Regions from separate parts of the Homo sapiens genome. Here region 2 is linked to region 1. A link is an interaction called in ENCODE POLR2A ChIA-PET data of the cell type or tissue named here. Cell type or tissue: B cell. All regions are shown on one strand. Each heading gives the region's core, and the rest is flanking DNA. Links, peaks and the distances in the headings are about the cores only. Region 1 has its middle 62 kb from the start of ARID1A. Region 2 overlaps ARID1A (AT-rich interaction domain 1A).

What was found. Peaks named below come from ENCODE experiments on the same cell type or tissue, not always from the same donor. Only the 100,000 strongest peaks of a DNase experiment are listed, where the experiment ranks them.
Region 2: POLR2A ChIA-PET joins it to region 1 with 5 read pairs; 18 of 35 experiments call an interaction of 5 or more read pairs at or near these places.

What each region holds. Positions count from the first base shown.
Region 1 is chr1:26,631,483-26,635,871 of GRCh38, reverse strand. No RefSeq gene overlaps it. Among named protein-coding and RNA genes, the nearest start is that of ARID1A, 62 kb to the left of the region's middle. In B cell, for the core only: no CTCF peak of the experiment used is centred there; a DNase peak (open chromatin) is centred at 2,618.
Region 2 is chr1:26,737,099-26,741,487 of GRCh38, reverse strand. All of the region lies in intron 4 of ARID1A (AT-rich interaction domain 1A), which reads right to left. Among named protein-coding and RNA genes, the nearest start is that of ARID1A, 43 kb to the right of the region's middle. RefSeq lists a silencer at 1,753-1,802. In B cell, for the core only: no CTCF peak of the experiment used is centred there; no DNase peak of the experiment used is centred there; H3K27ac peaks cover 2,792 bases.

The DNA.
Region 1 (4,389 bases), core at 214-4,213:
AATCCTAAGGGTTTTAGAGGGACAAAAATCCATCTTCCGTAACTTCTTCAGGCTAAACAGGGACAATGATATTCCTGCCTAACTACTAGGGTCTCTTGTATTCAGGGTAGAGAGGAGCTCAGTCAGGAAGCATCAGTATAGTAAGGACCATTCATAACTATGAATTTCGACAAAAGGGGATATCTGGAAGATTAACAAGGATTAAATTTAAGAAAACATTGAGGGGGAGGAGAGGTTGGAGGAAAAAAAGAAAAAAGAAAACATTGAGTAAGCTTATCCTGCATTCCTACACAAAGGGTACAACAGCAATATATTCCACAACAGTAAAGCAAAATAAGAAAAATTATCCCAAGTAAACTAAATAAGAAGGCTTTCCATTAACTGAGCAATTGCTGGAATCAAGCTAATATGGAATCACTAGCTGATTCCAGTACGTGCCCAGAATTAGAATACTGATCCAGATTTTTACACTATCCATCCCTCTTGTTTCTTCTGAGCTGCAGTCAGAGATCACTGGTTGATTGGCAGGAATAACCAGGGTTGGTATAAATTGCAGAAAAAAAACCCTCAAAAACAACTGATGAGACTAGACTCTAATAACAGGTGTAGCATATTTCTTAAAACATAATTTTTTGGGCCGGGCGCGGTGGCTCACGCCTGTAATCCCAGCACTTTGGGAGGCCAAGGCGGGCGGATCACAAGGTCAGGAGATCGAGACCATCCTGGGTAACACGGTGAAACCCCGTCTCTACTACAAATACAAAAAATTAGCCGGGCACGGTGGCAGGGGCCTGTAGTCCCAGCTACTCGGGAGGCTGAGGCAGGAGAATGGCATGAACCAGGGAGGCAGAGTCTGCAGTGAGCCGAGATAGCGCCACTGCAGTCTGGCCTGGGCGAAAGAGTGAGACTCTGTCTCAAAATAATAATAATAATAATAATAATAATAATAATAATTTTTCGGCTGGGCGCAGTGGCTCACACCTGTAATACCAGCACTTTGGGAGGCTGAGGCGGGCGAATCACAAGGTTAAGAGTTCGAGACAAGCCTAGCCAACATGGTGAAACCTCGCCTCTACTAAAAATACAAAAAATTAGCTGGGCGTAGTGACAGGCGCCTGTAATCCCAGCTACTTGGGAGACTGAGGCAGGAGAATCGCTTGAACCCAGGAGGCAGAGATTGCAGTAAGCTGAGATTGTGCCACTGGACTCCAGCCTGGGCGACAGAGTGAGACTCTGTCTCAAAAAATACAAAAAACAAAAAACAAAAAAAAACTACACATAATTTTTCTCTCTCCAGTCCTCATTTTTATTAAAAACAAATCATGATAGGACTAATTTGTTTGCAAAATAAGCTTTAGTCTTATTATACTTGGCCTGATTATTTGCATAAAGCACAGCAAGAATAATAATTTCCCATATAGGCTCATTTGTAAATTGGCTTTGATGGAACTTTGTTCCATGAGAAATCTCAGGTAAGAATTTTTTTTTTTTTTTTTTTGAGACAGAGTTTCGCTCTTGTTGCCCAGGCTGGAGTGCAATGGTGCAATCTCGGCTCACCTAAACCTCCACCTCCCGGGTTCAAGTGATTCTCCTGTCTCAGCCTTTCAAGTAGCTGGGATTACAGGCATGTGCCACCATGCCTGGCTAATTTTTTTGTATTTTTAGTAGAAACGGGGTTTCACCGTGTTAGCCAGGATGGTCTCGATCTCCCGACCTCAGATGATCCACCTGCCTCAGCCTCCCAAAGTGCTGGGATTACAGGCATGAGCCACCATGCCTGGCAAGATAAGACTTTTTAAAGCCTTAAGCTCGGCCATGGGTTTGTGCCATCAAATACCTATATGAGTAAGGTAAATTCCTCTCCTCTTGAGGTCCAAAGATAACATGGGGTTCCTAGGCTTGTCAGAACGTGACATTCTTTACTTATCATCATAGGTCAGGAACCCTGTAACCCTGCACAGGGCCTGCGTAGACAAGGTATGAGAACATTTTTTTCCCCAAGTGTTTTTTTTTTTGGAGACAGAGTCTTGCTCTGTCACCCAGGCTGCAGTGCAGTGGCATGATCCCGGCTCACTGCAACCTCCGTGGCCCAGGTTCAAGCAAATCTCCTGCCTTAGCCTCCTTAGTAGCTGGGATTACAGGCATGCGCCACCATGCCTGCCTAATTTTTGTATTTTTAGTAGAGGTGGAATTTCACAATGTTGGCCAGCCTGGTCTTGAACTCCTGACTTCAGGTGATCCACTCACCTCAGCCTCCCAAAGTGTTGGGATTACAGGCGTGAGCCACCGTGCCTAGCCCCCAAGGGTTTTTTGTTTGTTTGTTTTTTGAGACGGAGTCTCACTCTGTCGCCCAGGCTGGAGTGCAGTGGCGCGATCTCGGCTCACTGCAAGCTCCGCCTCCTGGGTTCACGCCATTCTCCTGCCTCAGCCTCCTGAGTAGCTGGGACTACAGGCACCTGCCACCACGCCTGGCTAATTTTTTGTATTTTTAGTAGAGACGGGGTTTCACCATGTTGGCCAAGATGGTCTTGATTTCCTGACCTCGTGATCTGCCCACGTCGGCCTCCCAAAGTGCTGGGATTACAGGCATGAGCCACCGCGCCCAGCTCCCCCAAGGGGATTTTATTAGCTCTATAAGTCAACTTCAATTCCTTAAAACAGTCTGTTTGTACCTGAAAGCATGCCATTTCAGTCAAAGCCTTGATAAATTAATGAGTATCTCCAACTGTGTTCTGTTACAAAAGACAGATTTTTTTTTTTTTTTTTTTTTGAGATAGTCTTGCTCTGTCACCCAGGCTGGAGTGCAGTGGCACGATCTCAGCTCACTGCAACTTCTGCCTCCCGGGTTCAAGTGATTCTTCTGCCTCAGCCTCCAGAGTAGCTGGGATTACAGGCACCTGCCACCACACCCAGCTAATTTTTGTATTTTTAGTAGAGATGGGGTTTCACCATGTTTGCCAGGCTGGTCTTGAACTCCTGACCTCAGGTGATCCACCTGCCTCGGCCTCCCAAAGTGCTGGGATTACAGGCATGAGCCACCACGCCCAGCCAAAAGACAGATTCTTATTGCACTTATGCAAATAACTGTATTGCCATAAGTAAGAATACTTACAAACAGTTTCCAAAGTTTGGAGAAACCAGGGAGAAAGGAAGATGCTCCAAATTTTGTTTGTAGGAGTATACTTTAAAAACAATTCAGTTGACTGAGAATAAAAGAACTTTTTTTCTTCAGAAAAATAAGATCCAAGAAGTGAAAAAAGCATAAAAACCTTTTAATATATGCATAGTTTGGATATCTACTTTTAATTAAGCTGACTTAACCAAATCTTTTATTATCAGACTCTAGCTAGGCCAAACAGCCTATATTTCTGGCTTTTGAACTTTACCAAAGGTAACCTCCCAGGTGTTCAGAGAAGAAAAAATTCAAGATGGGAAGTCAGAAGTTGTACATAGAGGGGAAGGAAATCAACAAGTGGCAAAGGTCACACAAATATCAACCAGAAAGTATTTATTCTCTAGGCTGAAAATTTAACCCAGGGTGCCATTGTGAAAAGACAAAACCTTAGCTACTAAGCTACAGCATTAGGCAGTTTCCATTGCTCTTCCCAGACGGAGCCTAGAGCAGTCAATTTTGAGCTTGCAAAGGCTTTTAACTACTCAAGATAATTTTTAGAGCTAACTATGACATGAACTCCAAAATTCCTGTCCTCTGGATGGCGGAAACCAAGAGAAAGTACCACCACGTGGTTACAAGGTCAAGCTCCCAAGGACATAAAACAAGACAAGAGGGAAATTTTATCCAGTTTTTGTTTCAGGGACCTCCAACAAAGTTTGTAACTGACCAGTTTGCCAGGCTGGCTTGAACAGCAGGCTTATGAGGCCCTAAGTCCATGTTCTATCCTAAGGTACTTCTTTTTATGACAGAACAATACAGAAAGATAAATTCATAGCACAAAGCACACCACATTTGCTATAGCTTAAGACTAGCCTCATGAATCTTTAATTAATCAAAAATTTGCAGAGGAGACAATGATTTTTACTGTTCCCACAACCAGTTTGCACAGAGGAGAGGCCAGAAGTCTGACTGGTAAGAAACTCTTACCCTTTTGCCAGCATGCCAGGTTTCTGGGGTTCCCTTTTCCTTTTTTTTTTTCTCTTTTGTGAGATGGAGTCTCACTCTGTCACCCAGGCTGGAGTGCAGTGGCACGGTCTTGGCTCACTGCAACCTCCACCTCCTGGGTTCAAGCGATTCTCCTGCCTCGGCCTCCCAGATAGCTGGGATTACAGGTGCATACCACTATGCCCAGCTAATTTTTGTACTTTTGTACATGTTGGCCAGGCTGGTCTTGAACTCCTGACTTCAACCTGAACCACCACTCCCAGCCGGGT
Region 2 (4,389 bases), core at 270-4,269, 110 kb before region 1:
ACACATGCGGGTCTTTGGGATGAAGCGGAGGAATTGGACTGATTCAGCCAGACTCTCCTTTTTCTCAGTGCATTTCAAGAGTGCTCTTTCCCTTTCCCTTGCTCATTTCCTTTTCTCAAGCCCTCAGAAATAAGGCCTTTTCCTTATCTAAAAAGGATCCCAATAAAATGCTTTATGACAAACCCAACTACCTATTTTCTTTGAAATATAAATTTGACTTCGTCCCTCCTCCCTTGGCTTCCAGAAATATTACACAATCCTGGTCCTTCTCCGATCTCTCCAACTCTCTGTTGGCTGCTTCTACCTGATGGCCTCCGGCATCGTCCAGAGCTCCATCTGGCTTCTATCTCTAAACTCCAGTTTAGGAGGCCTGTTTCATTCTATGGTTTAACTATTAACTACCACACAGGTAACTCGCAAACTTGTATCCAGACTCAGGTCTTACCCAAGTTTCAGTTTCTTATCTCCAACTAGAAACTGGACATTTGTTTTCAGAAATCTTACTATATTATATTCCACAAAATAAATATGGAATTTAACTTTTCCTCAAAAATGAGACTCCCCCTGCCCACCAGTCAATCAAAATCTTTAAATATTCCACCACACAGAACCCACTTATTCTCAGTCCTGTATTCTTTCCTGCATGTTCCACATGTGGGAGCAGGTGGCTATGCAAATGAGACAGAAGGACCAGAACTCCATACCTCTTGCCAGAAGTAGTTCTACGGTTTAACTTATTCCACTGCTTTAAGACTCTCCCGTTTTCAAAGCATACTACAAACTAATGGATCATTTTTGTAAAACATTAGTTTTATCACATGATTGCCCCAGTTACCTATCTGCAAGCCCATAAGATCAGATCTAAATGGCTTAAGCTCAGCAGGATCCCTGTGATCTAGCTTTCCTTCCTGTTACTTCCCACCCCTGGAAGCTGACCAGCCCCCAAGTATCTATACTGCACCTCATCCCCATCCCTGCATGGCCTCTGTTCAAGCTGGACTTTCCCTTTGTAACTAACCACTTAAATACATCCACATCTAGCTCATACTGACTGAACTTCAACATGACTTCTTCCTTCAACTATTGAGACATAAATGGATCAGTGACTTCACCAAACTCTGACAGCACTCATTATAACATACAGGCACATGGTCTTCTGTTTTATGTCTATTTTACTAATGAAACACAGGAGGATCCTTTAGGAATCATCGTATCATATTCGGAATCATGGACCCAAGAGTTCAAATGACCTCAGAAGTCACACAAGTTCAACCCTTGTCAAATGTCTGTTTGTCTTCTACATAACACCCATAGCAAAAAGTGTGCCAGGTTTTACTCCAGGGACAGGAAACTTACCTACATCTCTCCTCATCCTCCAGATCCCAAAAAAACTTACTTGTATGTCACACTTGGACTTAAATCTACAGACAACACGTAGCCAGGTTTTAAAGCATTAACATAACTTGGCCAGGTTTTTTTTTTCTTTTTTTTTTTTTTTAAGATGATCACTCTGGTGATTATGCTGAGGACAGACTTGGAAGGAAAAGAGGAAGAAAAGAAACAGAACAGTCAGAAGTTTGTGGCAAGACACCAGGTGAGAGATAACAGGGACCCGAAAAAACAAAAGGCAGTGGAGAAAGAGAGGGGAAACCAGATTCAAAAGCAAAAACCATTTCTGTGGTAGACTAAGATTTGGTGACCAACTAAGTTTGGCCCCACTAAAGGAAGGGATCCAGTGATGAGCACCATAGAGCAGAGGAGCTCCCAGGGTGGTACTGGCAGGGCAAGGGCTCCGTTACCCAGGAATAAACTGCACTGAGGCCACAGCTACAGGAAGTCTAGTTTCTTTCAAGTCTCTTTTCTTTCTACCATTCTTAACCCACAGTGTGCCTTCCAAATAATCAAGAGTCAAACTACAGTGTAAATCACCACTATTATTCTAGTTACCGCTGTGGCTTCCTAGTCTAGTAATTTTTTTTCCTTCCCTTAAAGGTGACTACCTACTTCAGTCTCATTCCAATTGTGGTCTTCTGAACTGGCAGCATCTGTACCACTTCAGAGCTTGTTAGAAATGCAAATTCTTAGGTCCCAGCCCACACCTACTGAATCAGAATTTCTCAGGTAGAGGCAGTAATTCAGGTGATTCTTAACACACGCTAAAGTTTGTGAAGCACTAGCTAACCTCTTCAGATCACAGCTTTCAATCCTGTATCCATTTTCCATTACTCTATCCTAGGTACACTTTCAAGACCAAAATGTAAATTTACAAATGTGTCTCAGTAAGAAAAGTTACAGAAGCTGGGCCGGGCGCAGTGGCTCATGCCTGTAATCCCAGCACTTTGGGAGGCCAAGGTGGGTGGATCACAAGGTCAGGAGTTCAAGACCAGCCTGGCCAAGATGGTGAAACCCCATCTCTACTAAAAATACAAAAAAATTAGCCAGGCGTGGTGGTGGGTGCCCGTAATCCCAGCTACTAGGGAGGCTGAGGCAGAGAATTGCTTGAACCCGGGAGGCGGAGCTTGCAGTGAGCCCAGATGGCACCACTGTACTCCAGCACTCCAGCCCTCCAGCCTGGGCAACAGAGACTCTGTCTCAAAAAAAAAAAAAAAAACAAAAGAAAAGTTACAGAAGCTGGGCGCAGTGGCTGACGCCTATAATCCCAGCACTTTGGGAGGCTGAGGTGGGTGGATCACTTGAGGTCAGGAGTTCGAAACCAGCCTGGCCAACGTGGTGAAACCCTGTCTCTACTAAAAATACAAAAACTAGCCGGGAGTGGTGGCGCACACCTGTAATCCCAGCTACTCAAGAGGCTGAGGTAGGAGAATCGCTGGAACCCGGGAGGCGGAGGCTGCAGTGAGCCAAGATCGTGCCACTGCACTCCAGCCTGGGTGACAGAGCAAGACTCTGGTAATACAGTCAAGCTGCTCCTGTCAGATGTATACTTCCTGAATGAGCACTATAATGGATGCTGCTCAGGTTCATCTATTCAGTAAGTTGGAGCCTACTATATGCCAGGCACTATGGCAATAAGCAACCAGATGCCAGGCACTATGGCAATAAGCAAGACAGCAAGTCAGTCCTCAATGAACTTGCATTAAATAAGTAATTTAAATTACACTTGAGATAAGTACTAACAAGAAGTATGGGTGCTAAGAATTTACTATAGGCTGGGCACCGTGGCTCATGGCTGTAATCCCAGCACCTTGGGAGGCCGAGGCGGGTGGATCACCCAGGTCAGGAGTTCGAGACCAGTCTGGCCAACATAGTGAAACCTCGTCTCTATTAAAAATACAAAAATTAGCCGGGTGTGGTAGCGGGCGTCTGTAATTCCAGCTACCTGGGAGGCTGAGGCAGGAGAATCGTTTGAACCCGGGAGGCGGAAGTTGTTGTGAACTGCGATTGTGCCACTGCACTCCAGCCTGGGTGACAGAGTGAGACTCCATCTCAAAAAAAAAAAAGAGTTTACTATAGCAAAGGAACCTCATACAGTCTGGAATAGATCTCTACCTGCAAATCGGGATTCACCTGGGACAGCTGCTAACCACACCAATGCCCAAACCCCACATGAAACAAATCAGAACTCTGTGAACTCTGGGCATTAATTTTTTCTTTTTTTTTTTTTGAGACGGAGTTTCGCTCTTGTAGCCCAGGCTGGAGTGTAATGGCACCATCTTGGCTCACCGCAACCTCTGCCTCCCAGGTTCAAGCGATTCTCCTGCCTCAGCCTCCCTAGTAGCTGGGATTACAGGCGTGTGCCACCATGCCCAGCTAATTTTGTATTTTTAGTAGAGATGGTGTTTCTTCATGTTGGTCAGGCTGGTCTCAAACTCTCGACCTCAGGTGATCCGCCCACCTCAGCCTCCCAAAGTGCCGGGATTACAAGCGTGAGGCACCGTGCTCGGGCCTGGGCATTAATTTTTAAAGATAATACACTCCCCTGGGTAATTCTAACATGCAGACACAGTAGAGAACCACTGGTCTTGGGCATCACATGATAGGTACTGGGGGCACAGAGGTCAATAACACAGTGCCTGCCTTCCAGGAACTTACCATTTAAGTAAGTAGAGTCAGGCCAGGCAAGGTGGTGCATGCCTATAATCCCACCACTTTGGGAAGCCAAGGCGGGCAGACTGCTTGAGCTCAGGAATTCGAGACCAGCCTGGGCAACATCGTGAAACCCCATCTCTACTAAAAAGTCCAAAAATTAGCTGGGCATGTTGACTCACACCTGTAGTCCCAGCTACTCAGGAGGCTGAGGTGGGAGGATCACCTGAACCTGGGGAGGTGGAGACTGCAGTGAGCCGAGAATAAACCACTACACTCCAGCCTGGGTGACAGAGAGACCCCCATCTCAAAACAAACAAACAAAAAAAAAGCAAGCACAGGTAG